2 separate regions of the Homo sapiens genome follow, and region 2 is linked to region 1. A link is a loop called in an ENCODE intact Hi-C map of the cell type or tissue named here. Cell type or tissue: Calu3. All regions are shown on one strand. Each heading gives the region's core, and the rest is flanking DNA. Links, peaks and the distances in the headings are about the cores only. Region 1 holds the start of PTH2R (parathyroid hormone 2 receptor). Region 2 overlaps LOC101927960 (a long non-coding RNA gene).

What was found. Peaks named below come from ENCODE experiments on the same cell type or tissue, not always from the same donor. Only the 100,000 strongest peaks of a DNase experiment are listed, where the experiment ranks them.
Region 2: a loop joins it to region 1, with 3.0 times the contacts of the local background. A loop is called at or near these places in 1 of 110 quality-filtered maps.

The regions. Positions count from the first base shown.
Region 1 is chr2:208,397,621-208,414,113 of GRCh38, reverse strand. It overlaps PTH2R (parathyroid hormone 2 receptor), which reads right to left and starts at 7,322. Exons shown (of 13, transcript NM_005048.4): 1 at 6,996-7,322. The coding sequence starts at 7,070. LOC105373855 (a long non-coding RNA gene) reads left to right here and starts at 7,468. Exons shown (of 3, transcript XR_001739862.1): 1 at 7,468-7,663; 2 at 12,295-12,637; 3 at 12,797-13,302. In Calu3, for the core only: a CTCF peak has its summit at 6,222; DNase peaks (open chromatin) are centred at 6,223 and 7,373.
Region 2 is chr2:208,564,082-208,580,574 of GRCh38, reverse strand. LOC101927960 (a long non-coding RNA gene) reads right to left here. Exons shown (of 6, transcript NR_136588.1): 2 at 8,408-8,562. Among named protein-coding and RNA genes, the nearest start is that of PTH2R, 170 kb to the right of the region's middle. In Calu3, for the core only: no CTCF peak of the experiment used is centred there; no DNase peak of the experiment used is centred there.

The DNA.
Region 1 (16,493 bases), core at 3,200-11,199:
CTTGAGTAACCACCAAACTTCACACTCATACAATGAGCCCCAGTAAAACAGTGGGCCCTAGTAAGCATATTCCTTTCCCATTAGGTGCACTAAGATAGGGAAGCTAAAAGCAGACGTGGGGGATATGCCTGCAGCTACAGGAAGATGTACGGGAACAAACACAAAAACTCTCCCTCCCAGATAAGCAAGACAAAGAGGCACAGAAGCAGTCCAAGCCTGTGATAAGCTCTCCCACCCTGAACCCTTAAATACTCTTAGTCTGCAAGAGAGCATGCTCCTGACCAAAACTGGCCAGAAGCCCGTCTCAGGTTTATTCTGTCTTTGACTGTTGAGCCACTTTTTGTGTTTCTTTCTTCCTTCTTCAACCCTTACACTTTTAGTTGTAACATTATTCAAGGTGGCTAATTAGGTAATACAAATAAATAAATGGTTTTCAGCAACACATAGAAAACTTCAAGAATGTAAAAATAATACATGTTCCATTTAGTCAATATTTTACATTCCATATGTTAAAAATGTTCAAAAATATAAAAATAATGGTTAATGCAGGAATAATTAAGTGTAGTTCTTGCACTATTGAAATCATAACAGAGCTCAAATTCCATTTTGAAGTAACTCACTTTATAGTTCCTGAGCACTGAATCATTTTTACACTTTCATTCCTTAAAGCCCAATTTTTCTTTCTGTACATCAGTGACACTTGATAGTGTCAAATGCTGTCTCTGGTAAGGTTGGCTCTTGGAGTTTCTGTAATCATGACTTCTATGTAGCTGTGTCTGAAATTGCTAGAGTGGCATCACATGGGGAGCACATACCATGATAATAACACTCCAAGATGAAAGGAGGATCACTTTCTCAAGATTCAAGTGGTGGCTCTCTGTCATTTGTAATATAATTTAATGAGTTCAAATTGCCAGTCTTCTACATTGTTTATAAACATTCTGTGTGTGTGTGTGTGTGTGTGTGTGTGTGGTCACTTTTTAAACAAATAAAGATGAAATAACTACATCTGTGTTTATATTTTATATGAGCAAATAAATTATGGAGAAAGAGGTGGAAGATACACAGTATTATCTGAGTGGGATTGAGAGGAGATGGGACAGTAGTGAGAGAGAAAGAGAATGAGTACATAAGACAGGAAAATAGTCATAGGAAAATGGAAAAAAGTGGATTGTATAATGTCAAGTGAAAATATATATAAAATTTCATTTATGACATAATTGAAAGTATATATTAATTGAATAGGCACATAGACAAAGACTAAATAGAAATGTGGGTAGTTTCTGCTTTTGATCCCTGTTATATGTATATAGTAAAAACACTCTTTAAAGCTAGCTCTGTTGATAACCTGAAAAAATATGAATCTCTGGTATGCTGGAACTCTAAACCTTATACTCTTGACATGATAAAATGAGACCCATAATTTTGCCACTTATCTGTGGCCACCCAGCTAATTTATAGTAAAACGTGGACTACAGCCAGGTGTCCTATCTCCCAGTACAGTGTCCTCACACAGCACTACCTCTGCCTTTCAAGGCTATTCTATGGCAGCTCTACTCAGTGATGGAGTTCATTTCATGGGGAAATGAAATCAGCCAATGATTATCACTCTAGAAATAGTGTTGACCTGTTTTTGGACATGACAAGTCATCAAGAAGACTGTTTCCTGCCAGCAATTGGCAATGAGAATCTGAGATTACAGAAAATCAGGCTGAAGGCCAAATTATAGATCTACACATAATAGCAGCAGTGGCCAATGTTCTATTCATTTCTAACTAGTGTCACTCCCTCTAGGCAACACATCTGTCATGCAGCACAGCTGTGCGATCCTGGGAGACAATAACAACTGGGAAAAGTAAAGTGGTAATATCCATCAGCAAGAAGGAAACAAATTTTGAGCAAAAGCAATGAGGAAGTTAGATATTGATCAAGTACTTATATTAATAAATGTAATATTATAACAGCTATCAGTGTTATGAAGAAAATGTCCAATTGCTATCAGAAAAAATGTGGGTTCTGAAGAAGAAGCCGTAAGAAATAAAAGGAAGAGAAAATGGCCTCGCAAAATTCTCACATACATACACACCCCATTTAAAAGCCTTCAGGAGTTCTCACTAATGCTTAGAAATAATCTTAATCTAGTAATCATTCCATTAAAAATAACTTAACTCATCTGCTAATAAAAGAAGAGGAAAGAGCTGACATCTTTTGTTATCAGGCACCTTTAAGCTTTTTGTTTGTATATGTTTAATTCAAGACTCACATTCTATGAGTAGATGTCACTATAATGCTTATTCTATGAGTAAGTCCTATTTTACAGTGGAGCCAGTGGAGACAACCAAGAGATGAAATTAACGACTAAAGTCACACGGCTGTTTAAAAATTTAATGAATAACCCAGAGAAAAGAAAAAAACAAAACAGAGGGGAAAGAAAGGACAAGATGGGTTCCAGTAGATGACAAAACCAATTGAAGTTCAAGACAGGAAAATAAGTGAGATGCATGAATGCCTGCTGAAAATATTTTATTTTGTCACAAAGAATTGAGGAAGTTCTGGGAATATGAAACCTACTCTCTGTGCATTGGCAAGGAAGAGCCACACCTGGGACCCTTCCATCTCACTGCCTCTGGTCTACCAGGGCTGAAGAGACTACTCACAATTAATGCAGCCACCAGGAAGCCCATTCCTCAGGGATTTAAGGCTTCCTTATAACTAGAAGACAAATGGAAATAGTCCTCGTTGTCAAGAGAAAAGAATGAGAACAAACCAACTCTCTTATCTTTAACTACAATAGTGTTTGTGGCAATAAACACAGTATAGAGATAATCAAATGTTGAGTTTCCATTTCATTCTGCCAAAGACAGTCCCTAGTTTCCACTTTGGAGAAGCTGCCTATATTCTAGGACTTGGTATGATCTCAGCTCACTGCAACCTCTGCCTCCAGGGTTCAAGCGATCCTCCCACCTGAGCCTCCCAAGTAGCTGGAACTACAGACGTGTGCCACCATGCCCAGCTAATTTTTGTATTTTTAGTAGAGACGGTGTTTCACCATGTCGGCCAGGCTGGTCTCGAACTCCTGACCTCAAGTGATCTGCCCGCCTTGGCCTCCCAAAGTGCTGGGATTACAGGCATGAGCCATTGTGCCCGGCTGTCCTCATTCTTAACTCCATCAGTAATAGTTTTGACAGTTCTGTTTATTATCACCACAATTTGTAATTAACACATGCGTTGAGATGCAGAGTGCAGGCCTACTTGATTTATTGATTTATCCCATTTTATGTCTATACCCCACTCCTACTTCTCTACCTCCCATATACAAGCATTTATGTAAGACACACACACACACACACAATCTTTTATCTGAATATGTTCATAAAACATATATTACTGTTTTATGTGCATGTATTTTAATGTATGTAAATGATATCATACCATATATCCTATTGTTTCTGTCACATGTTATCCTGTTTTTACGATCTTGTCCATGCTGATTTGTGCACATTTAAGCCATTGCTTTTTATTGCTACACAATACCCCATTATAAACACCCAGATTGCCCCTAATTCTCTAACACCACAGAATTACTGCAAGAATCATTATAGACCTGGGTGAGAAATTCCCTGGGATAGAGACTCGGGGCGGAGATTGCTGGGACAGAGGACATGTGTATACATAATGTCACTAAGCAGTGCCCAGCTGATCTCCACAATGAGGGTACCAGTAGGAGGGGTGGGCCCCAGAGGTAAAAGTCAGAGTATAAATCATGGCTGCTTGTGTGAGTTGAGTATATTATCTAACATCTCATAGCCCCATTTTCTCATTTATAAAAATGTGAACAATTACAGTGCCCATCTCATAAAGTTACTGTGATAATTAAATGAGAGAATCAAGTACTTAGCACAGTATTTGGTACTTGGCAAGTAGCATTACTGATTACCATTTTTCCACACCTAGAAAGAGATTTCTGATTTTCTAGTAGGCTCTGAATCTTCATGCTGGAAGGTCAACAGTAGGAATTCTAAGACCTGGCCATTTTTTCGCAGCATGGGACTCCTCTGATGGGCACCTTTCCCCCAAGGTTCTCCTTTGAGTTGGAAAAAATTTTGTCAGATTTGCTTGCCGGTCTGAGGTTACCCCTGTCCAATCCTTCTCCCTCTCCCTTTCAACTTTCACAAGCATTACCTCCTCCCCTAATAAACCTCTAGCACCCCAATTCCATCCTACAGTCTGTTACCAGGAGGATCCACTAACACAGTAAAGAAAATACTGAACATGTTTATATAGTGGTCCTCATTACCATGTGATAATCTGACTATAGAAAATGCATTGCTGGGCTCTGTAATGATGTATGAATGCACGGGTTTTGAACTGTGCTTTGAGACAAAAGTATATCTTTACCAACCAGAAACCACAGAGACCCTTAAAACAATTGATGAGCACTGGTCTATATCATCTATTTTATGGTGTGATCCAGTGTTTACTGAATACTAAATATTTACTCTACACAAGCTCATTCTGCCTGGGTGAGTTCCCTTTGGTTTTCTATCAATATGTTATAATTTTTTTGAAATATCTGTGTTAGCTAGCAATATATTCATCATTAACTGGGTATGCTAAAAAAATTAATAAAGCCAGCCTCATTTTTCATAAATACCTTGTCTCTCATACTTAAGCTAATAATATCAGCAATTGATATTTGAAGTAAATAATACCCAGAATGTATTTAGTCTCTATTATACTCCAGGTTAACTAATGGAATTTCAGAGTAGAGAATGACTGTAACCTAAAAGTAATAAACCAAGACTTATAGAATTAAAAGAATCTTAGCCCAATATGACTCTTTTGAAGATGAAGAAACTGAAGGTCATAAAATGTATCAGTTTGTCAATGTAAATCACTTGAATTTAACCTCCAGACTTTAAAATGTCAAAAATTCGGCAAATGTAATATAATACCACAAACTGTCATTTTATGCAATTCATAATCTATAGATATAAATGGAAATCCGTGTAAAGCAATGATTTTCAACCAGGAGTGATTTTGCCTTCCAAACTATGTACAGCAACATCTAGAGACATTTTTGGTTGTCTCAGTTAGGGGGAGGGGGGCTACTGGCATCTAGTGGATAGAGGAGACAGGGTGGCGCTAAATACTCTGCAATATACAGGACAACACACCCACCCCCAACAAAACAAAGAATTATTATATATGTCCCAAAATGTCAACAATGCCAAGGTTGGGAAATCCTGGTTTAAAGTTATAGAAGTATTCAATGTCCTGATTGTTTTATTGAAAGCAAAAGAAAATATTCTGCCCACAATCCCATGGTGATTTATTTATTATTTATTTCTCTCTCTCTCTCTCTCTCTCTCTTTCTCTCTCTCTCTCTCTTTCCTTTCTTCTCTTTCTTTTCTTTCTTTCCTTCCTTCAAGACAGGGTCTCACTTTGTTGCCAGGCTGGAGTGCAGTGGCATGATCATAGCTCAGAGCAGCCCCGAACTCCTGGGCTCAAGAGATCCTCCCGTCTCCCAAAGTTCTGGGATTACAGGCGTGAGCCACCACACCAAGCCTTTTTTTTTTCTTATTGTACTAAATAATACCTCCCCATTTCCTTACAAAAAGTAATCTAGAACACTAAATAAAATAAACGGTTAGAGTTCAGTTGCCTCTTGTATATAAGATGCCATTTTTAAGCATATTATCCAAATATCTTATGAGATAAAAATGTAGGAAGTATAGTAGAGATTACCAGAGTTCTATAACGATCATGGAAATTTATCACCAAATTTTTTTCCATGCATTCATATTCCTTCTGGTAACTTGATGAATTTTTTCAGGTTTAAGTGTATCTTACTTTCAGCTATCCATTGCTAATATTATTAGTCAATGTATGACACACAAATTGTTTAGTTTATTAACAAAATTTATTTATTAACAAAATAAATCTACATGAAACATCTTGGTCATGTTAAGTAAAGCCCACTTTTAGCGTGGCACCTAGCCTAGAAATCCCCTTTAAGTTTTAATGTCTCTGGTTATGACTTTAACAGATAGGTTTTTTAAACTGCACTTTTAGAATAATTGAAATTTAAACTAGTCATCTGAAAGCCGAGAACATAGTATTAAGTTTAGACAGTATCAACACATAAATCACTGCTTTGAATTCTCACGGTGAAATAATTTTTTATTGGGCCTTCATTTGACGGTCTAGGTGCACCCCCTACCGAACCGGAGAGAAATACCTTGATTCGGTTTAAATTCACAGGGCTCTTGAACTGCATAACATCCACCACTACACGCATCTCTCTAGCTCATCTGAAAAGCTGACTGTAAACCCTACATTTGATTTGACTCAAAAAAAAAAGTGCGTATGAATTGTGCCTTGCACATTAAAGAGGCTTCATTGTGAAAGATCGCCCAGAAAATCTCTAAATGATATTAGCAGTACAAAAGTGACAGCCACCGCTTAACATTAACAAATGAGCTGTATTTTGGTATTTTTATTCTGTCTCCTAACTTGAATGTATGTGATTCTGTATCACAGACAGCCAATTATTCTTTCAGATAGTGGTCACAATCGATCCTGTAAATTTAAATTCTCAAAAGCGATGGTAAATTACCAGCAGACAAAAGTCATTTCGATTAATTAAATGGGGACCACGGAGTTTAAGAGTAAGAAAAGTTCCTTCACCTTCCCAGCCTCACACTCTTGATCCACGACTCCGCTGTTCGGAAATATCCCCTTACTTTGCGGATGCCAGGATGCTGGTCTAAACAGTGCCGGCCCCAGGACATCACTCCACTAAAGCAGATCTTTGAAGCTCCCTCCACTAATTGCCTGCCAGCACCTGCCGGGTACGCCTCGGTGCGTGCCGGGGCGTTTGTGGACGTGTGAACATGAATGAGCTCTCGCGCGCACCTGGCCTCCGTGTCGCTAAAGCTGAGTCCCCGCCGGAGGCTCCGCGAAAACAGGTGTCGCGGAGCACTGGCTCTTACCTGGGCTCTGGCCAGGAGGCAGCTGCCGAGCATTAGCCAACCCCAGACGTGGAGCGACGCCCCCAGCCCGGCCATGCCCGGAACGGCTGTAGGAAGAAGCAGGGACCCTCCTCCAGAGCCCGGGAGAAGCTTCCAAGTTGCCAACTTGGCTGGCCCAGAGCAAACTTGTGGCCAGTAACGACGCGCAGCTGGGGTGGTCGGGCCCGGGCCACCGGCCGAGGGTGCTTGGGGTCTTGTCGCCGGAGCCACGCGCTTCTCAGAACCCGCGTGCTGCTGCGCCGCGGCGCGAGGTTGGTCTTGTCTTCCGGAGAGACTGGCCCGAGTCCTGGACTTGACTCGCAGCCCCGCGCCGCCTGCGGCGGGAAGGGGGCGGCTCCCGCCCCAGGCGGATCCGGGTGCGCCCCGCGCGGCTGCGCTCGCGCTCCTCCTCGAAGTCACTGGGTCCCGCAGCCCAGGGGGCGGAGGGCAAAGGATCTCATGTCGCTGCTGCCGCCACCCCCGATTCGCAATGTTTCTGCTTCCCTCCACTCTGTCCCGGGTTCCAGGGCCCTGTCTCTAGGGGCGCCCTGGGTCTTCCAGGAGTGATCCAGAAGTTTCTTCCTGTCCTGCGTGCGCTGACCATCGGCCCCGAGGACAGCGATAAGATGGCTAAAGGCTCCCGAGGCCAGGTAGGCCCTGCGTCTGGGCTGTTCGCTGGACAGTCCTAAAGCTCTCTAAAATGCTCTGATTCATTTTCTCCTAACCATTATAATAATACTCGGTGTGTGTTAAGTAGAAATAATGTATATATTTCTTGTGGGTCAAAAGTTCTTTGTGTGGTATTGTGCTTTGAATCCTGGCATTAAAAAAAGACAACTAATATTCTTTTTTTTTAGTTTATTTTTAAGTTTGACTATTTTAGACATTCATTGGCCAATTGTATTACAACCTTTTAAAATCTCTTGTTCTTGCCTCTTGAAGGAAGAAAGCCTTTGAATTCTGGCTCTGCCATGTGCTAGCTGCATAACCCTGAGCAAATTACATACTGGCCTCTCTTTGTCTTAATCTCCTCAATTGTAAGATGGGAGAAATGCGAGAACCTCCTTTAATCAGCTCTGGATGCTATAACAAAATACCATAAACTGGGTGGCTTATAAACATCAGAGATTTATTTCTCACAGTCTGGAGGCTGGGAAGTCCAAGATCAAAGTGCTGGCAGATTCAGTGTCTGATAAAAGCCCGCTTCCTCATTGACCACTGCTGTCTTCTCATTGCAACCTCACATGGCAGAAGGGATGAGGGATTTTTCTGAGGTCTCTTTTATAAGGGCACTGATCTCAGAGCCCTCATGACCAAATCACCTCTCAAAGTCCATGCCTAATAAGCCATCACCTTAAGGACTAGAACTTCAACATATGTATTTTGGGGGAACATAAACATTCAGCCCACTGCTGTCCCTCAAAATTTTGTTGGAAAAGTTAAGTGAGTAAACAAACATAAAGTCCAAGGAAATGCTCAATAAGTATTAGCTAGTATCGTTAGCATTGTTTGGTGATGATGAATATTATTATTATTATTGTGATCATAGTCTGTGAATGGGCAAAGGGCTGTGGTAAGTTTGAGTATTCCCTATTTATGTAGAAAAGCACTGTCTATGTTTACAATATAAAATATTTTTCTGACATAAATACCAAAATGTTTTTCAACTTTGTTTTTGGCCTAATTTATAATATCTTGATCAGTGCGGAGGGTTTTTTAAATTTATGTATCTAAATCTAGCAGTCTTTTCTTTTATAATTTCTTCCTTAGCTTTTATGCGAGAAAGGAATTGCATACTAAAAATTAGAAAATCTTTTCATCAGATCTTTTTTCTAGTTCTTTTCTACCGTTTCATAATTTTACTGTTTCAAACATTAAATAAATAATTTAATGTTTTAAAGTATCAATTTTTTAGGTAATGTAACAATTTCTCCAAGTACCTAACCAGTTAATGCAACATCACTTATTAAAGAATCCATCTTTTTAATGGGAAAGATATTTTGAAGGGAGGTGGAGGACAAAAGTTTGCTAATGCCTCTGAAATCACAACTTTAGCTCCATGTAAGGCTGCTCTGATAGAAGAGGCTTAGAAATCAAAGTAGGGTTTGCAATCAATTAAATAGAGCATCTCTCCAGTTTATCCAGGGTGGAATACCATTCATCAAACTCAGATGTGAAACACCTCCATCAAATGGTTGGCAGTCTTTTCTCTGAGTGCCTGACTGTTAAATTTGGAAAGAACTTAGCCCTCTGAAGCTCAGTCCTGAGGGCTTTCTCACTGGAACTCAGGAAGTAGGCAGATAACAACAGGGAAGTCTGGCCATTCAAACACGGGTACTTCTCGGGGTACATCTGAAGAGAAAAGGTACTCCCCAAGGCGAGGGTTTTTGTCTTGACTCCAAACTGATGTGCAGTGGCTCGTGTGCAAGTGTCTTTCTCTCTGTTTAATTAGGAAAGGTTGTTATTACTAATAACAAGTTGCCTCATAAGGCCCGTGTAACAATTAAATGAGATAATGACAATGTCGAGGAAACTTTTATCAGCTGTACAGTTATACAAATGACAGTAAGCTTGGTATTTGCAAAATACTTTCATATACACTATTACATTCCATTTATAATTATTAATATGCAAAGCCTATTATGGAAATACTCAGTAATTAATTTGTAGCTTAAGGGAAAATAATGAAAAGGAAGCAATCGCCAATCTTAAAGTTTCCCTACTGAGGATTAAAGAAAATTGTTAAATTCAAGGCCCACCTCAGTCAAGATAAAGCCTGAAGAAAATTAAGAAGTTGGACTTATGTGCTTGGTACCATGCCATTTCCTCTCTCTTAAATCTACACTGCCCTACTTGTTAAATTACCAATGTTCTGTCTTTGTTTCTCAAATAATTAGATGAGAACTTTCTTCTCAGTAGCCAACTAACAGCCCCAACTCAAGCTTGTCCTCCTAAGACTTAATGTTCTTCTTCTCTCTGTTCTCCCCTTACACTCTCTGACTGTAGAGGTTTTAAAATATGCCCCCAAAACTCTTGGACACACACTTTTCATTGAGAGGTGAGGGCCTATGTCTCCTTCCCATGATTATGGGCTCTATGACTGCTTGACCTATAGAATATAGTGGAAATAAACTCTGGCCTTAAGAAACTGGCAGCTTCTACTTCTAGGCTCTAGGACTTCCTTTCAGTCTTGGAATTTAGCCACCATGCTGTGAGGAAGTCTGAGACGCCCATAGAGAAGCCCAGTGCAGGCAACTGAAGATCTCAGGTCTCAATCCTAACCACTGTTCCAGGCAACAACCAGTGGCAACTCATCAGCCCTATGAATGAGCCATGTTGGAACTGAATCCTCTAACCCAAGCTCAGCTGCCTCAGTTGATACCAACTTAAGCAGAGAAGAGCCTGTCCAAATTACAGATTTCTGAGCTATGTAAGTGGTTGTACTTACTTTAAGTCATTAAGATTGGGGGTAGCTTGCTACACACCAATAATAACTGAACACCATCCTGTCATTGAACTCCCGTGCTTGCAGTGTGAAATCTAGCTGCTAGCATCTGATGTGAGAGCAATGTGATTTCATTAATTGTTAGATCAGTTAGCACCAGGATTTAATCCTGTCCAAATGCTAACTGGACAAATAGCCCCTTCTGCTTTTTGTACCTCCATTTTGTCTTTCTAAAATTAAATGGCTTTCTCAGAGTTGACACACTCTTCTGTCAAGAATTTAGGAGAGCTGCAAGTCTTCTCTAGAAATCCCATAGGATTTTAGTATGTGAAAAAATCATTTAACTTCTTCCCAATACTTAAATCATCCCTACATATGTATAGCATATTTCCTCAATAAAAAAATTCTAATCATGAAAATCTTACTGCCTCCATGGAAAACGTCTGACTGAACTAGCCAATATCATGGATTAAATGGCTATAATTTGCTGGCTATAACAATAGCTCATATTTTTAACATATTTTAACCAATTTCTTTCATAAATCTACATTCTGCAAAATATTTGCATCCAGCAAAATATCCTGATTCCCCAAACAAGCCTTAGAGATACATAAACTAAAATATCCATTTTAGGGGTAGTACCTATTTAGATGAGGAAACTATAACTCAGAAAGAAGCTAAATGATGTGCAGAAGGACACACGGCAGCCAGTGAAGACTTCAGCTTAGGTCTTCTGTTTCCACATTTATCACTTTTTCTACTATTCTACCGTGCCCCTATAGAATGCGCTTTAGCATTTCCATAGAACTTCACAGATGTACTAAGCACCTTCTCATTCATTTTCTCATTTCCCCACAGAGATAAGTTCCCAATAGAATTACATTTTTAATCCTTGTTAAACCAAAGGATCACTCAACATTACAGGCAGTATGACATATCTATGAGCAATTTATGTTGAGTCTTTCAGCACACGAAGGCATATGCTCCCAAGAATGTACCAAATACCACAAGAAAGAGAAATTTCACCTAGATAAGTAACAACCCTTTAATTTGGAGATGGATTAGGAAGGAACATTGAAAATGTCAATCTAGTTGTTTCTTTATCACTTAAAATAAGTACAAGAAACCTTGAAAAATAAAATTTGATTGAGGACTTTTTAAGATGTAGGGAGCTATGACATTTTGTTAGCAATTTATACTAGGTACTTTCTAGACAAGAAAGACCACTGTAAAAAGTAAATATTGATAAAAACAACAAAAAATGGAACATACTGGTTTTCTCCTAAAGAATTTATATGACAAAGCAAAATATCAACATGGACAAAATAACATAATATAAAAATAGCTACAGGCTGCAGAGGGAGGGACTGATTACTTTGAGGCTAAGGTTACTTGAAGAAGTCTTCCAGGATAGTGAGAAAATCTGCAAAGCTTCTCAGAAGCTATGACAAAGGGAAAGGGCATTTTTAAGTGTTTTGAATGGCAAAAGCACACCAAGAAACTGGGTGACTTATATAATGTGCAAAAACAGGAAGAAAACTGCCTTGTTGGTAAAAATAGGAAAGTGAGGAGTAGCAGGAACTGGGGTCCCTCAAAGCCTGGCTAAGACATGGCATTGCAATGAATGGTATGGTAGCCAGTCATGTGCCACCAAATGGCTGTGATACAAAAATGTTTTTGTAGGAAAAAGTGTTCTGTTGGCTCTTGTAGAACAGGTGCAGTGGAGAGGAACCAGGGAGCTGTGTAAGGGGACAACCTCTAATAACAACAACACACTGTGGCTAGCGTCTCTTAGGCACCAGAGCTTCAAGGATAATGATCCTGTCCTGTTCCCAGTGCACTCCCAGAGCCTTGAAGACAGCAGAAGTCCTCTAAGCCCTGTGTGGTGAGAGAGGATTTCCAGAGGAGTCATCAGAACTGAGCGTGAAGAAGGGCTGTGTGTGACCCAATGGAGGATGCTGAAGAGGGCATTCGAAGCAGAGAAGAACATGTGCAAAGCAGGAGACGGGCAGAACAGGAGGGATTCTAAAACAGCAGGTGTGCTGCAGAGGAAGAAGGGTGGCTGCAAACCCTGAGGAGGAAAAGGATTAAGTTTAAAAAAAATACACAGGAAGGAATAAGAAGGAGAGATACCATAAAGAAAATATTAACAGGACCTGATCACTGAGCGGTTTGGAAGGTAAAAGGAATGACGGGGCAAAAAAAAAAAACCTTTTTGCAAGTCTTGGAGGACAAAAGAACAAGACTAGTGTTGATAGTAGTGGGAAGGCAGAAGGAAAGGCCACTGTTTTTACAGGGGACAGATGCTAATCCTAACTCTCCTCATGTTCCATTTCAGGTAACATTGGAACATACAGGTGGCAGGTAGGGGAGAATTTGGAGACTTTTGAAAAGAATGTGAAATTGGAGAGTGGGGCTCAGGTAAGTGCTGAAAACAGATTTGGGAATAGTTCCCATACAGATGGAAGAAGAGACTGCGAAGAAACTCAATGTTTATGGGAATATGAATGATTTCTTCATAGGATTCATACACAGACATCCAATATTTCTGAGCATGGCATAATCCTATTGTATACCTCCTTCTGATATCTGGAATACAACCAATGTATTCACATAATGATCATAAGCTATGTCTACTAACTCTCATGTATCATACCCAGTTGGTTTCTATTCTAGAACTATGAGGTCAGTACTTGTGAAATGTATATTGAGGTCTACTATGAAATTTGCTTTTATTCTCTCCACAAACAGAGCTTTTATGTTTGTGCAATAAAAGTTCAAGAGATACATATACATCTGGTTAAATACTTACTGAGACATCAAATATAATGTTTATTAGTTGAATATAATGCACATAAATCACATTTCCAATAAAATATACATATGCTTTGGAAATTAAAGAGACTATTTTAGCAATTATATAGTGAACTCTTGCTGACCTAACTTGCAAAATATTTAGATAAAATTAAGTTATTGTCTGATTCATCCATGTCTAAAATGATTTTACCCACATTAAAATAAATCAATGAGATCTTTATAAAAGGTTATAGATAGTACCACAAACCTAATACCAAAATAACCACTAATATAATCTACTCTGAACCATCCCTTAGTGATCCGGATGTTGCTATTTTTACTAGGATACCAGGTTAAACTAGACATCTGAAAAAGACATTCTAATGAGAAATTCAAATAGCTCTTGCTACCCCTGGAAATATAAGAATACTCCACCGAAGGACATATCCTTTCATTTTAGGCAGTCCCCAAAGAGAGGTGCTGGTGACTAACTTAATGACTGGGAAGATATTTATGCTGAGTATGTCTCAGGATATTATAACAATATATTACAGGAGAAAAGGTCTATCAAAGTCAATTCTACCACTTACATTTTGAAGAATTTAGACATTACTATTTAGAATTCATATTTTATTTTGTTTTCAATAAACAAGTACTCTACTAGCCTCTGGACATATAACCACTACAATATAATATTTTAGTAAGGTATAAACAGAAGTGTTTTCTGAAAAACAAAATAGGTCAAATCGCTGAAAGAACTAACTTGGGTTTTAAGAAGAGTTTAATTTTCCAGGTGCTATAACTGGAGACCTATTGAAATACAGTTTTACTTTCCATAGGGTTATTAATGAAGGGGTAAGGCCCCAGAGACAGGGTGAGTATCAGTAAAAAGGGCTGAAAGGACATCAGCATAGAGGTTCATAGCTCCACACTACATGCTGGGAAGGAAAAGGTGAACAGCAGGTATGAACTTTTCTCTATCAGAAAGGAAAGAAAAACCTCAAATAAATCTCTTGGTAAACATGCTATGTTGGGAGTCCTCAAAACCACCACCATCATGCTTAATGATTTGCTAGAAGGACTCATAGGACTCAGAAGATGTTGTCTCATGGTTATGATTCCTCAGAGTGAAAGGATACAGATTAAATTCAACATAGGGAAAAGTCACATAAGATGATGTTCAGGCAGAACCAGGAACAAGCTTCCAGGGGTCTTCTCCCAGTGGAGTCACACAGATGCACTTAATTCTCCCAGCAATGATGTATGACACCTTGTGCAAAGTGTTGCCAACTAGGGAAGCTTATCTGAGTCCTGGTGTCTAGGGTTTTTAATCACCTACTTGGAACCCAGCCCCACCATAACCCTGCCACAAGCAAAAATAGGCATTCACAGATGACATTGTTAGCATAAACTACCTGGTCAAACTGGTACAGCATAGCCCAAGGCTGCAGATATACAAACCACTCTTATCCAGCAGATTATGCCGAGGACTTAGAGCTCATCTCCCAGAAACCAGCCAAGGGCCAGTCCTGAGGACTGGCCTTTCTTGGGAATGTGCAGGGTTTGAGCAACCCAGACCTACTGAGTTAACCCTTCCCTGAACACATGTGAATAACCAAATTTTCCAGTAAACTCACTAAGTATTTACTAGGAATGGAAAGATAATGGAGAGTATAAAATGTTTTTAGGAGCACACATCTTGATTGTGTGTATAAATAAACTTAGAATTCACAGGTTTCTGGGTGATAGGGGAAACTAAGAGATGATTATGTAAACAATAAGGTATGAAGAAGAGACATTGCATAACTGGAATTATTCCCTTTGTTTGAACGATGTCTCTGCACATATTGCTTATAAAGAAGCTTGTCTATTAAATCTAAAACTTATCCTACTGCATGAGAATAGGGTTATTTTGGAAATCTGTGCCAAATGGTCTCAGACTTCTCCAAGAAAAGACTGTTTTATTTGTGCCTGGTGTTTGCCTGGTCCTTTGAATTCTGAGTCAAGTTTGGGACTGGTTAAGAGCTAGAATTCAAGAGAGTCTAATTTTATAATTCCAGTATATGTGTTATCACAAGAGATACAGACAACTCTTTTCTGCCTTAAGATTCAAACAGCACAAAATCGAGATAGTAAATAAATTAATTAGTAATACAATAACTTATGGAAAGAGAGAAATCACTTTAAACAGTTTTAAGGGAATTGATCTAATTACATTCCCCAAACCACATCCAGACACCTCATATAAAGCTCTAAAATGATTATCTAAGTAGAATACAATGCCCCTAAAGAAGCTTTTCATTTTGAACACAAGAGCGTGATTGTCTTTCTTCTATGCCTTTGCAGTTTCTTGGTCTGAGGACACATGTCTAATTATCCACCAAATCACCAAGATCATCAGAAATGATTGGAACATTGACAGTAGCTGCTACAAAAAGTAACACTTCCAACCAACCATTACCATAAACTCATAGAAACTTTTTATTCCATTTCTTGCATGAGACATGTTTGACTTCCACGGCCATTCTGGCATCAGATCCTTAAAGAAAATGCCAAGGAGTGATAAATGTGACTCTATTTATATGTTAAAAATTAAGTAAACCACCATTTCACTAATTATAATGAGGATATATCTGCTCTGGAACTTAAGACTACTTCATTCTGAGACAAAAGAAACTAACTTTTTTTAATGAAATGCCTAGGGTGACAAATTCAGTCTTTTCTATGACTTCTGTGGCTTAAAGAATATTAATATCAAAGACCCAATGAATTAATTTTCAATTATTTGATTTTAGTTTTAAGTTTCATGAATAAATTGCTTTCTAGTAATCATTGTTACAGGAGTTATTAAAAAATTATTTTAGGCAGATAAAGAAGAAAAGGGGTCCTTGGGAAGTTTATTTTTCTTTTAAATCAGCTCCAGAAATGTTTCTTGCCTAGCAGAAAAACCCTGGCAGGCAAGCTTTGATATGCAAATGCAGGCCATTAGAAACTAGGTCCACCAAACATGGCGATTCCTGCCATCTTCTTGTGCCCACATGTGCCTGGCAACATGGCCACCCCACATATCCCCACATGTGTAGAACATCATGGTGCCCTTCATTTGCATATTAAAAGGCTAGGGTGGGAGGGCCAGTTTTTTCACCGGCTACTTGAATGACATACCTGGTCAAACCAATCCTCTGGGCACTATGCCAGTAAGACACCGCCTCCTCCAGCCTCCTCATATAAATGGCTGT
Region 2 (16,493 bases), core at 3,661-11,660, 170 kb before region 1:
ATTAATTAAACTATGGAATCATATTCATTTGCTCTTACCTGTTTTATACTCTGGGGTTCCTACTAATTTTTATTTTGAAAGGAGTTTGATTGCTAAAACAAGAATTTAGAGAGAAATGGAAGAGATAATGGCACAATCAAATCTGTTATTTACAATCTGGAATCATGTGTGTAAATGATTAGTAGTTTGAAATAAATACAAAACACCCTATGATTATGCAACTGTAGGGGGTATCCCAGGAATCTGAAAATACCAAGAATTTACAGCTAATTTATTCTTTTTAACTTTCTATTACAGCATTTACCTAGCAAGTGGTATTCAGTTAAAGTGTGAATCATGATGCACCTGCGGACAGTTGTCTAAATGCCCAGAGTTCTCTGCTACACATGGGATTTTACAAGCATTCAGGTTACTGCCAAGAGAGGAACCAACAAAAACCTCAAAACCTAATAAGCAAGACTCATAAACACTTCAATGTTCTTTTCCCTAAGACCAAAGACCTGTTTGGGGAGTGCTGTTTGCTGATTAATATTATTATGAGCTGTCAAGAGCTCTTCTCACCAGACTAATAATACCTCAGGTCCAGCATCTCTTTGTAAACTGCCAGGAAAAAGGGCTCCTCAAATTCTTCTGTCAGAGAGCCACCCTCTGGAGCTCTGATTTCATTTCTGACACTGATTTATGCTTAATCTAGGCTGAGATTCTGCATTCTACTTGATGAAGACGCTGGCAATTATCTGTGCAAAAGGCAATAATTGTGAGAATTTTATCTTTGTGCAGTTTCTCACATCCCTGACTGTGCAAAGAGAATCCTACAGTTCTTCCCTGGTTCTGACATTTGTAATGCAGAATATGGGAAAGAGGAAGAAAGAGATAGAACTGTGGAGTGCAGAGAGCCGAGAGAGGGAGGAAAAAGGCTAAATGTCATGGCTGAGCTCCCAAGCATGGGGGAAGAGAATTAACAGAAAGTATTCTGAAAGAGAGGCATCTTTCACAGCAGCCTCAGGAGGTGAGAGGCTATGATGAGGAAAAGGGATTTCAGGAGGGACTGCTGAAGATGGGACACCTTTAATATTCTTTTTGTTTTGTTTTAACTTTTACTTTAAATTCAGGGGTACATGTGCCCCGGAACATGTGCAGGTTTGTTACAAAAGTCAACTTGCACCATGAGGGGTTTGTTGCACAGATTATTTCATCCCAGGTATTAAGTCTAGCACCCATTCGTTATTTTTCCTGATCCTCTTCCTCCTCCCATCCTCTACCCTCCAAAAGGCCCCATTGTGTGTTGTTCTCCTCTATGTGTCTATGTGTTCTCAATATTTAGCTCCCACTTATAAGTGAGGACAGGCAGTATTTGTTTTTTTTCCTGTGTTACTTTGCTAAGGATAATGGCCTCCAGTTCAATCCATGTCCCTCCAAAGAGTATTATCTCATTTTTTCTTTTTTTTTTTTTCTGAGATGGGGTTTCACTTCTTTTTGCCCAGGGTGGAATGCAGTGGCGCGATCTCAGCTCACTGCAACCTCCGCCTCCTGGGTTCAAGTGATTTTCCTGCCTCACCTCCCAAGTAGCTGGGATTACAGGTGCCCGCCACCACACCCAGCTAATTTTGTGTTTTTAGTAGAGACTGGGTTTCACCATGTTGGCCAGGCTGGTCTCAAACTCCTGACATCAGGTGATCTGCCTGCCTCAGCCTCCCAAAGTGCTGGGATCACAGGTGTGAGCCACCAAGCCTGGACGATCTCATTCTTTTTATGGCTGTATAGTATTCCATGGTATATATGTACCACATTTTCTTTATTCAGTCTATCATTGATGGGCATTCAGGTTGATTCCACGTCTTTGCTATTGTGAACAGTGCTGCAAAGAACATATGTGTGCATGTGTCTTTATAATAGAATGACTTATATTCTTTTGGGTATATACCCAGTAATGGGATTGCTGGGTCAAATGATAGTTCTGTCTTTAGGTCTTTGAGGAATCACCATACTGCCACAATGGTTGAACTAATTTACACTCCCACAAATAGTATATCAGCATTCCTTTTTCTCCACAACCTCACCTTTTTTTTTTTTTTTTTTTTAGACAGAGTCTCGCTCTGTCACTCATGCTGCAGTGCAGTGGTGCAATCTCAGCTCACTGCAACCTCCGCCTCCTGGGTTCAAGTGATTCTCCTGTTACAGCCTCCCAAGTATCTGGGACTACAGGCATGCACAACCATGCCTGGCTAATTTTCGTATTTTTAATAGATATGGGGTTTCATCAAGTTGGCCAAGCTGGTTTCGAACTCCTGAGCTCAAGCAATCTACCCACCTCGGCCTCCTGAAGTGCTGGGATTACAGGTGTGAGCTACCGCGCCTGGCCTGGACTTTTTAGTAATAGCCATTTTGACTGGTGTTAGACATGGTGGAGGAAGGGGATTAAAACTGGAACCCTTCCTTAGACCACATACAAAAATAAAGTCAAGATGGATTAAAGACTTAAATGTAAAACCCAAAACTATAAAAATCCTGGAAGACAACCTAGGCAATACCATTTAAGACATTGGCACAGGCAAAGATTTCATGAGAAAGACACCAAAAGCAATTGCAACAAAAGCAAAAATTAACAAATGGTATCTAATTAAAGTTAAGAGTTTCTGTACACAGCAAAGAAACTATCCACAGAGTAAACTGACAACCTACAGAATGGGAGAAAAATTTTGTAAACTATGCATCCAACAAAGGTCTAATATCCAGCATCTATAAGGAACTTAAACAAATTTACAAGAAAAAAAAAAACATAAAAAAGTGGGCAAAGGACAGGAACACTTTTCAAAAGATGATATACATGCAGCCAATAATCATATTTTTAAAAAGCTCAACATCACTGGTCATTAGAGCAATGCAAACCTTTAATGTTCTTCAAGAGATGTGAGTAACGATGCATTTCCTTAAATGCAACACTGAAGCCAGGGCATAATTCTGATCAAAGATGATTTACTTTCTCATTGTGCAGAATATAAGGTGATGATCACTGTGCTTATACTAAACACTTCATTAGATTGTGTCTATGGAATGGCAAGCAGCAGACCTTAATCTTCTTATTAATTTATTCCCAGTACAGCTGCAAAGATGGCAGGTAAAAAAGTGGGAAAGAAAAGAAGGAAGAAAGGAAGGAAGGAAGTTTTCCCAGCACCATTTACTAAACAGACTGTCTTTTCCCCACTGTATGTTTTTGACAACTTTGTCAAAAATGAGTTCACTGTAGGTGTGTGGATTTACCTCTGGGGTCTCTATTCTGTTCCACTGATCTATGTGTCTGTTTTTATTCCAGTACCATGCTGTTTTGATTACTATAGCTCTGTAGTATAATTTGAAGTCAGGTAACGTAATTCCTCCAGTTTTGTTCTTTTTGCTTATGATAGCTTTGGCTATTCTGGGTCTTTTGTGGTTCTATATAAGTTTTAGGATTTTTTTTCTATTTATGCAAAGAATGCTATCGGTATTTTGATAGGGATTGCATTGAATCTGTAGACCGCTTTGGGTAGTATGAACATTTTAACAATATCCTTCCAATCCATGAACATAGAATATCTTTCCATTTTGTGGTGTTCTCTTCAATCTCTTTCATTAGTGTTTTATAGTTTTAATTGTAAACATCTGTCACTTCTTTGGTTAATTCCTAGGTATTTAATTTTATTTGTGGCATTGTAAATGCAATTAATTTTTATTTCTTTTTCATTTTGTTCACTGTTGGCATATAGAAATGCTACTGATTTTTGTATGTTGAGTTTGTTATCTTCAAATTTACTGAATTCGTTTATCAGTTCTAATAATTTTTTGTAGAGTGTTTAGGTTTTTCCAAATATAAGATCATATCATCTGCAAACAAGGATAATTTGACTTCTTCCTTTTGTATCTGGATTCCCTTTATTTCTTTCTCTTGTCAGATTGCTCTAGCTAGGACTTCCAGTACTGTGTTGAATAACAGTGGTGAAATTGGGTATCCTTGTCATGTTCCAGATCTTAGAAGAAATTTTTTTAATTTTTCCCCATTCAGTATGATACTAGCTGTGGGTCTGTCATATATAGCTTGTATTATGTTGCAGTATGGTTCCTTCTGTGTCCAGTGTTTTGAGGTTTTCACCATGAAAGGATGTTGAATTTTATCAAATGCTTTTTCAGCATCAATTGATGAAACCAATCATATGGTTTCTGTGATCATATGGTTTTTGTCCTTCTTTCTATTAATATAATGTATCACATTGATTGATTTGCATATACTGAACCATCTTTGCATCCCTGGGATAAATCCCACTTGGTAATAATAAATTATCTTTTTAATGTATTATTGAATTCAGTTTGCTAATATTTTATTGAGGATTTTTGCATCAATATTCATCAGATATATTGGCCTGCAGTTTTCTTTTTTGGATGTGTCATCATCTGGTTTTGGTATCAGGGTAATACTGGCCTCATAGAATGAGTTTGAAAGTATTCCCTCCTCCTATATTTTTCAGAATAGTTTGAGTAGAATTGGTATTAGTTCTTCTTTGAATGTTTGGTAGAATTCAGTAGTGAAGCCATCAGGTCCTGAGCTTTACTTTACTGGGGCACATTTTATTACAGCTTTGGTGTCATGCTTGTCATTGTTTTTTTCAGGTTTTGGATTTCTTCATGTTTCAATCTTGGTAGATTGTGTAAGTCTAGGAATTTGTCCATTTCTTCTAGATTTTCCAATTTATTGGCATATAGTTGCTCATAGTAGCCACTAATGATCTTTGAGTTTCTGCAGTATCAGTTGTATTGTCTCATTTTTCATCTCTGATTTTATTTACTTGGGTCTTCTCTCTTTTTTTCTTAGTCTAGAGAAAGTTTCTCTATTTTGTTTATCTTTTTTTAAAAAAACAACTTTTTATTTTGTTGATCTTTTGTATTGTTTTTATCATTTCAGTTCCATTTATTTCTACTGTGATCTTTGTTATTTCTTTTCTTCTGCTAATTTTGGGTTTGGTTTGCTCTTGCTATTCTAATTCTTTAAGATGCATCATTAGGTTGTTTATTTGAAGTTTTTCTCTTTTTTTGATGTAGGCACTAATAGCTATAAACTTCCCTCTTAGTGGTGCTTTTGCTGTATCCTGTAGGTTTGGGTATGTTGTGTTTTCATTTCATTTCTTTGAAGAAAATTTTTAATTTCCTCTTCAATTTCTTCATTGACCCATGAGTCACTTAGGAGTATATTCTTTAATTTCCATGTGTTTGTAGATTTTGCCCGTTATTGATTTCTAGTTTTATTCCAGATGCTTTATATTATTTCAATTTTTTGAATGTTTTAAGACTTCTTTTGTGATCTAACACATGGTCTATCCTTGAGAATCATCCATGTGCTAAGGGAAAGAATACGTATTCTGCAGCTGTTGGATGAAGTGTTCTGTAAATATCTATTGGGTCCATTTGGTCTATAGTGCAGATTAAGTCTGTTGTTTCTCTGTTGGTTTTCCATCTGAATGCTCTGTCTAATGATGGAAACGGGGTATTGAAGTCTCCAGCTCTTATTGTTTGGGCTCTATCTATCCCTTTAACTCTAATATGTTTTATACATCTGGGTGCTCCAGTGTTAAGCACATATATATTTACAATTGTTATATCCTCTTGCAGAATTGACCCCTTTATCACTATATAATGACCTTGTTTGTCTCTTTTCATAGTTTTTGTCCTGAAATCTATTTTGTCTGATAAAAATATAGCTACTCCTGTTTTTTTTTCATTCCCATTTGCATGGGATATCTTTTTCCATCTCTTTACTTTCAGTCTATGTGTGTCTTTATAGGTGAACTGTGTTTCTTGCAGGCAACAAACAGACATTAGGTCTTGTTTTCTTATGCATTTTGCCAGTCTGTCTTTTAATTGGAGAGTTTAGTCCACTTACATTCAATGTTATTATTGATAAGTAAGAACTTACTCCAGCCATTTTATTATTTGTTTTCTGGTTGTTTTGTAATCTTCTCTTTCTTCTTTCCTTCCTTCCTATCTTCATTTTAATGAAGGTGATTTTGTCTGGTGGTATGTTTTCATTTCTTGCTTTTTATTTATTGTATATTTGTTATTTTTTTATTTGAGGTTACCATGAGGCTTGCATATAATATCTTATAAGCCATTATTTTAAACTGATAACAACTTAATACAGATTGCATAAACAAGAAAGCAGAGGAAAAACTAATAAAAACTCTACACTTTAAATTCGTCCTGTCACTTTTTAACTTTTTGTTGTTTCTATTTTTGTACTACGTCTTGAAAAGTTGTTGTAGATATTATTTTTTATTGGTTTATCTTTTAGCCTTTCTACTTAAGATATGAGTGGTTTACACAGCACAATTACAGTGTTATAATATTCTGTGTTTTTCTGTGTACTTACTATTACCAGTGAGTTTTGTACTTTCAGATGATTTCTTATTGCTCGTAAATGTCCTTTTCTTTCTAATTGAAGAATTCTCTTCAGCATTTCTTGCAGGACAGGTGTCGATGAAATCCATCAGCTTTTGTTTGTCTGAGAAAGTCTATTTCTCCTTCGTGTTTGAAATAAAATTTTGCCGTATATGCTACTGCAGCATAAAAGTATTTTCCTTCAGCACTTTAAATACGTCATGCACTCTTTCCTGGACTGTGAAGTTTCCACTGAGAAGTCTACTGCCAGATGTATTAGAGCTCCATTTTATGTTGTTTCTTTTCTCTTGCTGCTTTTAGAAGTGGGTGACACAAAACACTTCCTTGACTACTCTGGTTGATATGTTACTAGGTCACATGCCCCCCCAAGACTACTGGCTCCAAGCTCAGCAGAGCACAAGTTCTTGCCCAGGAATTGCAGTCCTTGTGGCTCAGGCTACCTTTCAAGTTTATTTAGAATCCTAGAGCACTTTGGACTGCAGTGGTGAGACTTGCCAGAACTCAGCTTCCAACCACTGGGATGGGCAATTTCCCTCTGGCTAGGTTTAGTTTAAATGCTCCCTCTGTGGGCAATGGCTGAGTTCAGCCTGGTGTTGCTTTCCACTGTGACAGGGCAACACTGAGTTCCAACACCAAGTCCCACAATCACTTCACTCTACCTCCCCCAAGCACACAGATTCTCTCTTCATACCAGCTGGTTGCTCTCAGGGAATTGGGGAGGGGGTGGTATAGGCAATTCAAAACTGTCTTTCCTCTCCTCTCAGTGCCTCTTTCAGGGATATGAAATTAAAACCAGGTACTGTGATCACTCACCTGATTTTTTATTCTTATGATGGTGCTTTTCTATAAGGATAGTTGTTTAATTTGGTGTTTCTACAAGGAGAATGATTGGTGGAGGTTTCTATTTGGCTATCTTGCTCTGCTCTGCCTCCCTTCCAAAAGTTAATTTTTAAAGTTTAGAAGTTGACATAAATGTTGATGTTATTTTAAAATTTATTATACCATAAGACACACTTATATTTACACTTTATTGAAATTAGCAGACTATCATCTCTGAAAAATATAATTTTTATAAGTGTGCTATTGTTTTTTGCCATCTTCACTATATATGTGCATGTATATGTGTATACACAGGAAATATGTGACTGTCGTGCATTTTCCAAAGATCAGCATTATAGTTGCTAATAGTTTTGCTTTTCTGGTATTCACTGGGCAAATGTAGTTTTGCCTGGAAAATGCCCAGGTCCTAGGCTAGGTGCTGCTTTTGCTGCCCAGGAGCAAATTCTCCCTCCCTACTCTCTTCATTTATCATAATTTAAATATGCATGAGCCCAATTTTTACAAAATGAAGGTGAAGTACAATGTTTAAAATTGTTTAACTTCTTTATTTTTATTCACTTTTTTTTTTCAGACATAATCTCACTCTGTTGCCCAGGCTGGAGTGCAGTGGCACAATCTAGGCTCACTGCAACCTCCCGGGGTTCAAAGGATCCTCCCACCTCCACCTCCTAAGTAGCTAGGACTACAGGTGCACACCACCAAGCCTGGATAATTTTTGTATTTTTTGTAGAGACTGGGTTCCACCATATCGCCCAGGCTGTCCTCAAACTCCTGGGCTTAGCAATCTGCCTGACTTGGCCTCCCAAACTGCTGGCATTACAGGCCAACTGTGCCTGGGCTGCTTCCTTATTTAAAAAAAATAAAAATAGCAATGTGTCCTAAATATCTTCCATGTTAGTATATAGAATTGTCTAATTCTGGTGAATGACTAAGTAGAATAGTTAACCAGTTCCCTATTGTTGACTATTTTGCTTCTTTATATTTTCTTGTTATTACAAATAATGCTACAGTGAACATCTTTGCACCTATATTGTTTGCAAAGATTCCCATATAATAAATTATTGGTGTTGGGATACCAAGATCAGTTGGGATACTTTCAGTCACAACTAAACATGTTACACACAAAACAATATTAATTACTTACCTCTCTTTATAAGAAATTTGAAGGTGGTTCTAGATTATTTCAGTGCCTCAACTGGATCAGAATCCTGGATATGTGTCTCTGCAATTCTCTTGTCCTTCTCATGGTGTCAAGCTGGCTGTAGCAGGTATCTTATCCATACACAGCAGCCTCCCAATCTGGAAGCAAGTAGGAGATGAGAGTGACAAAATGAGCTCTTTTTGTTGTGACATATGCTTTTTACCAGTAAAGAAGTCCCCAGCAGACACTCTCTTATCTCTCTTTGGGCAGAACTGGGTCTTGTGTCTAATTCTACCTATAGAGAAGCTGGAAGAGATATGAGAGGCAGTTACAAGATTAGAGTTGAGAGTATTGGGAGTGACCAACCAGCAGCTCAAGCTTACTGCCTGTGGTTGTGCAGTATACAATTCTAGGGGCACTGTTCATACCATGAGTATCATAAATTTCTGGTAAAGGCCATAAAATATCTTGAAGAAGGACCATTTTTCTTGTCCACATAAAGTTCTCACATTGTTAGAGTACGCAGTTAACTATACATGAACAGGAGGGGGAGCCTCTGAGAAAAAGGGAGATCTGGAAAATCTCACACCCCAGAGACCACCCAAAACATGCGCGGAAGATAGGAGCAGAGAGGAAGGGAAATACCTATGCAAGAAGGAGCGCCCCTGAAGATACCCAGTATTGCTCACTCTGCAGTTAACGTGTCAGAAGGTAGCTAGCTGCGTGCTGCTAAGGAGGGAAAGAAGGCAAAGGAGAAATTCCTAAGTGATACACAGGCCAGGCGCAGTGAGTATGGATGTGACCACTATACAACCTTCCTGGGGTGGTGGGAATGCACAACACAGACGTTAAGTAGAATTCACACCTAACACCAGGCCGGCACATCAACTGACAGTAAGGGAGAATCCCACTACCCTGGAGCGGGAACCAGGTAGGGAAAAGCAGGGATGCAAGGCAGAAGCAGAAGAACTAGACAAAGAGAAAAGTAGGAGACTTAAGACAGAGGTGGGAACTTCAAGAAAGAGTCCATTATAATGAAATCCTCAACACAGAACTCGTGGGTCTGCTGGCATTCTCTTTCAGCAGCCCGCTCTACCTCGTCTTTCAGAGTGTACTGTCCCTTTAAATGAACACCGCTACGGCTGGGAGGCTCTTTCCCTGCAGTGTCAGCCGCTCCTCTTCTGCAGTACACTCATTTTTTTTCCACAATAAACTCTTTGCTTCCTATTTCTCTTCAACAAAGCCCTCTGCTATCTCTGAACTGTCTCTTGGCTGAAATCTTTCTCTCAAAACGACTAAGAACCCAGGATTACCAAACTTCTCAGTAACAATATGAGTTAGCAGTGGTCTCAGAGCAGCCTCTGCCACAAACTTTATGGATAATTCCAGACTGCCATCCTAAAATCTGAAAACCCTACCCACTACCACCAACAGCATATGAGACTATGAGCTGTCTTCTCCATACAGTTGTCAGCATTGTTATCAATCTGTGAAACAAAATTTTAAATTACATACTTTTATTATTCACGAGGCACATATGTTCTTACATTAATTGGCTATGGGTGTTTCTTCTATGGTTTGCCAATTTATATATTCTGATCCTCTACTCTTTGGGTTTCTATTTCAGCATTCCAGGGGACATCATTTATCCTGATTCCTGTCTCCAGCCTCTTTGTTCAAGGTTACATGACAATTATTTATTTATTTAAACTTCAAGTTGCTTTGAAAGGTAAACTGTTAAGTTTCTGAGAATAGTAAACTATTTGGCCATTTGTGGAATGAAATAGAGTTCCTAGAAAAGAGGTGAAGTTAGGAGGAGAAAATAAATATGCGGGGGAGGAAGCTTGAATATGTCCAACCTCCCCGCCGCCCCCATTCATCACCCCACAGTATCTGTCCCTCCTGAGCTAAGCAGAAATTGCTACTAACAGCAGCCAGATATGGGTGGAGCCTCCGGTTCAGGTGGAGCTCGACAGACAGTAGATGCAAGAAGTTCTCCCCTCTGGACTTGGTGAATCCTAGAGACAAGCATGGGAAAACCCAGAAAAGAAGACCAAAAGGCCAGGAATGCTGAGAAGAGCTTGTGTAGGCTTGATGCATGGACAAAGTGGTGGGGAAAGTTGGTTTCATCCTACATCACATGCCTGCTCTCCACAGTACCCGCAGAAGTGAGAAGAACAGATAAGTTGAAACTTTCCTTCTCCAGCTGACTCCAACAGGGAAAACCAAAGCCTTTTATCCAGCCCTCTATGCTTCTTCTGCCCTCTGGAACTCAAGTCTTTCACCAGCAAAGTATCTTAATTAGATCCGTTTCTCCCAACGTTTGTCTTCCTTGCTTTGCCTGAAACCTGCCATGTCCTTAATAATAATATATACCCTGCAGCTCTCACAAAGGAAGCCTGCTTTCCTCTCACACCTCAGCTCCTGTGAGCTGGAATGGGAAATCTTTCTGAAGGCTCAGTGATGCTTCTGGATCATTTTTCTTTCCTTCTTCCTCAAACATCCAGCTCAATTCAAGCACATGCACCAGACTATGCTATTCCCTACCCCTCTTTTTGTCAACTACTGATTTTGTCTATTTTGGTTTTTGCCCTTGTCTCAATGGCTTCTTTTTTACCATCCTCCTGTTGTTATTCTTATGCCTTGAGCATCCCCATGGAGGTTGTACAGAATCTCAAGCCTCTACCTATTGTTTTTAAGCTTAATCATCCATTTGCGGTCATACCTAGACCTCATCTTCACAAATAACTACACTTCCTCTCAAATCTTGATGTGGGCATCCCGTGAATGAGACATCAGCCCCTCTGTCTTGACAGCACTACTCTTACAAAGTTATTGAAGGAAAGTTAGAGGCTCAACAAATGTTTCACAGGACAAACACCCTGACTTTTCTCTTTTTTTTTTTTTTTTTTTTTGAGGTGGAGTCTCGCTCTCTTTGCTTACGCTGGATTGCAATGGCATGATCTCGGCTCACCTCAACCTCCGCCTCCCAGGTTCAAGCAATTCTCCTGCCTCAGCCTTCTGAGTAGCTGGGATTATAGGCATGCGCCACCACGCCCAGCTAATTTTGTATTTTTAGTAGAGATGGGGTTTCTCCATGTTGGTCAGGCTGGTCTCAAACTCCTGACCTCAGGTGATCTGCCCGCCTCGGCCTCCCAAAGTGCTGGGATTACAGGCATGAGCCACCACGCCAGGCAGGCCCTTGACTTCTTTTAAATGTAATTTATTAGCACTTTTTTAAAAGAGCTGTTTTGCACTTCAAGAATTTATAACCCCACATTCCACCTCCCCTCTCCTGATGAGAATCACTAGATTTCCTATACTTCTTTTCCGAACACAAGCCAGTTCTCAGAGAATATCAAGGTTATAATGGCACATATGGGAAAGTCAGGTGTGGTGGTTATGATCTGCAGGTGATGAGCATGCCCCTGCTTTGTTGCTGCAAAGAAGTTCTTTAAAGTCCTATTCTGAAATTTTGAAATTCTTCAAATTTTTAATATTATTTTCTCTAGTGACCACTATTTCTGCAATTTTTAACTCCATTTTTACGCAAAGCCCTAGCACTAAAGCCACTCTTTTGTTTTTGTTTATGCATTCTTCCTTACCCAGCTGAGATTTTACGGTTTGTTGCTATACTCTCTTCTTCACATTCACTCCTAACTTTCTCTCTCTTCTCTATCATATTTGGACTTTAAAAATCCACCCTGGTGAAATCTCAGTAGCTGTGTGGTTCACCATAGCTGTACCCAAGCAACTGAACATGGCTGGAGAAAAAGATTTTCTCGTCTTTTAGTGCATGACCACAAACCTCAAACAGACACGTAGCACTGATTTAGCAAGCCTAGTATATAATCCAAATGAGCTGAGTTTCTTTCTGAGATGATAATTTGAAAGTTTCTATCTCACCCTTCCTTTTTGTCTTACTCTTACTGATGCCTTGCTTCTAATTTCACTGAAAAAAATAGTACTTACCAGACAACAACTACATCATCTTCCCAAACCAAATTCAGCAACCTTCTTATACATATTCCTGCCTTCCTTTTGGTTATAATGGAAGAAAGACCCCTCATAAATTGGGGGAATAAATGCCAGGTGGGTGGCTTCAGGAACTCTCTTAGTGCTGACAGTGATTTCAGCTGTCTGCAGCACTAAAGGGGTGATTCCTGTAAGTATACTAGAAGAACCTGGAGGACAACTTTCAACTCCGTATCCCTTATAGATTATCAAAGGCTCAATTAGGAAAGAATTTAAAATGTAGGGGGGATTGCCTGGAGAATTTGCACCTGTGCATGTATTCATCCAGCTACATGAAAATCTATTCCTGAGTTAACCAGACCTGTGCAAAGTTTTGTGGCTAGCTGCACAATTACATCTATCCACTTTCATAAAAACGAGTTTTGGTGCTTTACTACCAACATAAACCGAGTGATGTGACAAGAACATCTTCATAAAATTTTCTGCTATATTTACTCAAAGGAGGAGTGAGGAGGCAGCATTTACTTCCTGAAATTGTTTTAATGTGTTCTTTCATTTCTTCCATTATTTTTTCATTTCCACTGCATGATTGCTTTCAGTACAAATGGTATAAAATCTCTTATTTTGAAAAGGAAAACCTTTCTTTGTCCACCCATTCCCCCACCAAATACTCCTTCATTTTTCTGCTCTATGTAAAGCAAAAATCTTTAAAACAATTTTTTCTACTTGCTGTTTCTATTTCCTCTCCATCTGTTCTCTTAAACTCACCCCAATCAAAATTGTATCCACGTACTTCCAATGCAAGTGTTCTTGTCAATGTCACCAGTGACTATAACCTCCACTTGACCAATACAATGGTCAATTCTGAAGGAAATCAAAACATTTTACCCCAACATATATTTCTGTGACATATATTGAAATGGCTGCCACAGGGCCAGCAGACTCAGGTGGGGGAAATTTGCATCTATAGTGAATCCCTCTTAGGGCAGCCAGGCCTTCCTCTTCTAGGCCATTTCTGGATCTAGAAAAGATTAACTGAGAATCTGGAAAGAAGCATTTACCATCTATTCTCTCTGAGGACTACTACCTATGAGGCTTCATCTATATAACAAGGCCACCTATGCTAGCCAAGCCTCTTCCTTTCTCCCTCCCATGAAATGTCTTGCCATTGAAACCTGTTTGGGCCATGCTCTAATTCCCCATTCTTTCCAGAACCTTGAGATTCTATATGAGCTTCTTCACCTCCCCACAGAAGTGGGTCTTCATTCTGAAGTCTCCTGTGCATACAAATAAATTTGTATGCCTTTTCTCCTGTTAATCTATCTGCCTCATATCAACAATTTTCAAATAACTTTGAGGGGGCCCAAGTGTCTTAGTTCTTAGTTTTCAACTTGCTCTATGGTTGCCCACTTCCTCCAAATTTTAAGTTGCCACAGGATCTCAGTCATAGGGCCTCTTCCCTTAACTATCCACATGCACTAATTTCCTTTGGCCCCATACTTTAAAGAGAATGTACTTATTGATGATTTCCAAGTATATATCTCTAGCTTTGATCTCCCTCCTGACCTTCAAACTTAGGTAATCATCTGTCTCCATCAAATGTCCACTTAGACGTCTAATCGGCATTTCAAACTTACTATCTCAAACCTTTAAGAAGTTTCTTCCTTCCCAATTTTCCCCCATCTCCCCATCAATGGCATCTCTGTCTTCCAGAGGCTCAAGCCAAAATCTTTAGGTCATCCCCGACACTTCTCTTTCTCATCTATGCCACACCCAATTTCTTGGCTCTATATACAAAGAATATTCAGAATCCAACCACCTTGCCTGCTACCTCTTTGATCTAAGCCAACATGTCCTCTTGTCCGATTATTTTTCTAGAACCATAACTGATCTGCCTGTTTGCACTTACTCCCTTAAGTATAATCTCAACACAGCAGCCAAGGTGATCCTTTTAGATTATAAGTTAGATCATATCATTTCCTTATCTAACCCTTCCAAATGGCTTTTTATGTAATTCAGAACAAAGTCTTTCACTCTCCTTCTCTACATCCTCACTGGTCTTATTACTGTTCAAAGTACACACCAGGCATGCTCTTACCTCAAGGCCTTTGTACTTGCTTTTTCCTTGGACTGGAAAGATTTTTGCCTTAAAAACCACATAACTTAATCCCTCGTGTTTTTCAGCATGGGTTGAAAACCTGTTATATCATCAGAGAAACCTTTGCTAACTACCAGTTTCTTATCTACCCATCCTCCTCTCTCCCATTTCTCTGCCTTTCTTTTTTTTTTATTTATTTATTTATTTATTTATTTATTTATTTATTTATTTATGACAGAGTATTGTTCTGTTGCCCAGGCTGCAGTGCAGTGGTGCAATCGCGGCTCACTGCAACCTCCGCCTCCTGGGTTCAAGCAATTCTCCCGCCTCAGCCTCCCTAGTAGCTGGAATTACCAGCACGCGTCACTAAGTTTGGCTAATTTTTGTATTTTTAGTAGAGACAGGGTTTCACCATGTTGGCCAGGCTGGTCTTGAACTCCTGACCTCAAGTGATCCACCCACCCTCGCCTCCCAAAGTGCTGGGATTACAGGCGTGAGCCACCGCGTCCAGTCCCTTTCTTTTTTCTTCATAGGCTTATCACCATTTGACACACACAAACTTTTTTAATCTGCTGCTTTGTGATAGAATATAAACTTCATGAGAGCAGAAACTCCTTGCTTTTGTTCACTGTCATATCCCTAACATGCAAAACAGTGCTTGACATATAGTAGTCACTTAAATATATTTTTGGAATGAATGAATCACATAGTATCCCTTTATAAGCATCCAAGAGAGAAATTTTTCTGTGTATACACATTAGCATCACTCTTTCCATTGGCTTCTAGCATTGGAAAGTCAAATTTGGGGTCTCCCTTCAATCTCAATCCCAATTTCATCCCTCCTTTTTATTTTCTTTTATGTCATGACTTTTCTATTAACTTTTTAATTAACTTTCTTTTTACTTTATAATTTTGTAATATTAATTTTTGTTACCTCCCTTTATTCCATCCATTAGGTTTATAAAAGATCAGCAAGCATGTAACATGTTTTATGGTTAATGAATGAGAGAACCATTAAAATCTGTCCATTTTTATTTTGTGATATGCAGAAATTCCAAGAGAACTCTTCAAATCACTCATAAGATCCCTTTAAAAACCTTCCAAAAAATTTTTAAAATAATGAAATTAGAGTTAACTTATGTAATTTGGTTTATTTCTGCAAATATCATGGAAAGACCACTTTTAGGGCAGTGTATCTAAACCCTACAGAAATATCAAATTCCATAAATGATCATTTTTCATTAGCTGGAATAATTGCTAATGGTCTCCTATTAGTATTTTCTGTTAATATATTTTAATAATAATGTCAGAGATAAGAGAAAGGTTTTTTCATGAAGAGACACATACACATTTACATTCCAATATTTAAAAAATTATTTCTAATTAGGCTTTACTTATTATCTGGTATGTTTTGTTTTTATTTCTTGCAGGATAGAGGGTTTTTGGTGGTCGGAGGAGAACATATTTGCAAATATGTTGTTTTGTTATTTTTGAGTGAAAAGAACATTGTATTCATCAAACAACTGGTTATTGACTTGATTCAATATTCCTGCCACATTTCAATCAGTTGATAAATAAACTTCTTTGTAAGTCCTTGAAAATTAGACTTTAATGTGAAATGTATTGAAAATGTGGCTGAAGAACAAACAGTCAAAAGAAGAATTATTCTAGAAGTGGAAGGTAAGTGATCATATAAAACAAGCAAAACAAAAGAGGAAATAAAGAATAATTTTTAAAAAATAAGAATTATTCATCAAACAAGCTCCATGAATGATCACGGACCACACTGTAGTATAAAATTATACTCCTGAGTGTATATGTATGTATATGTGTACACAAAGCAAAATACAATAAATAAATTAGATACATGTTGTATTAGTCAGCTCAGGCTGCCAAAACAAAATACCACAGACTGGGTGCCTTAAGCAATGGAAACTTATTTTCTCACAGTTCTGGAGGCTGAAATTTCAAGATCAGGTTGCCAGCCTGGTTGGGTGCTGGTGAGGGCTCTCTCCC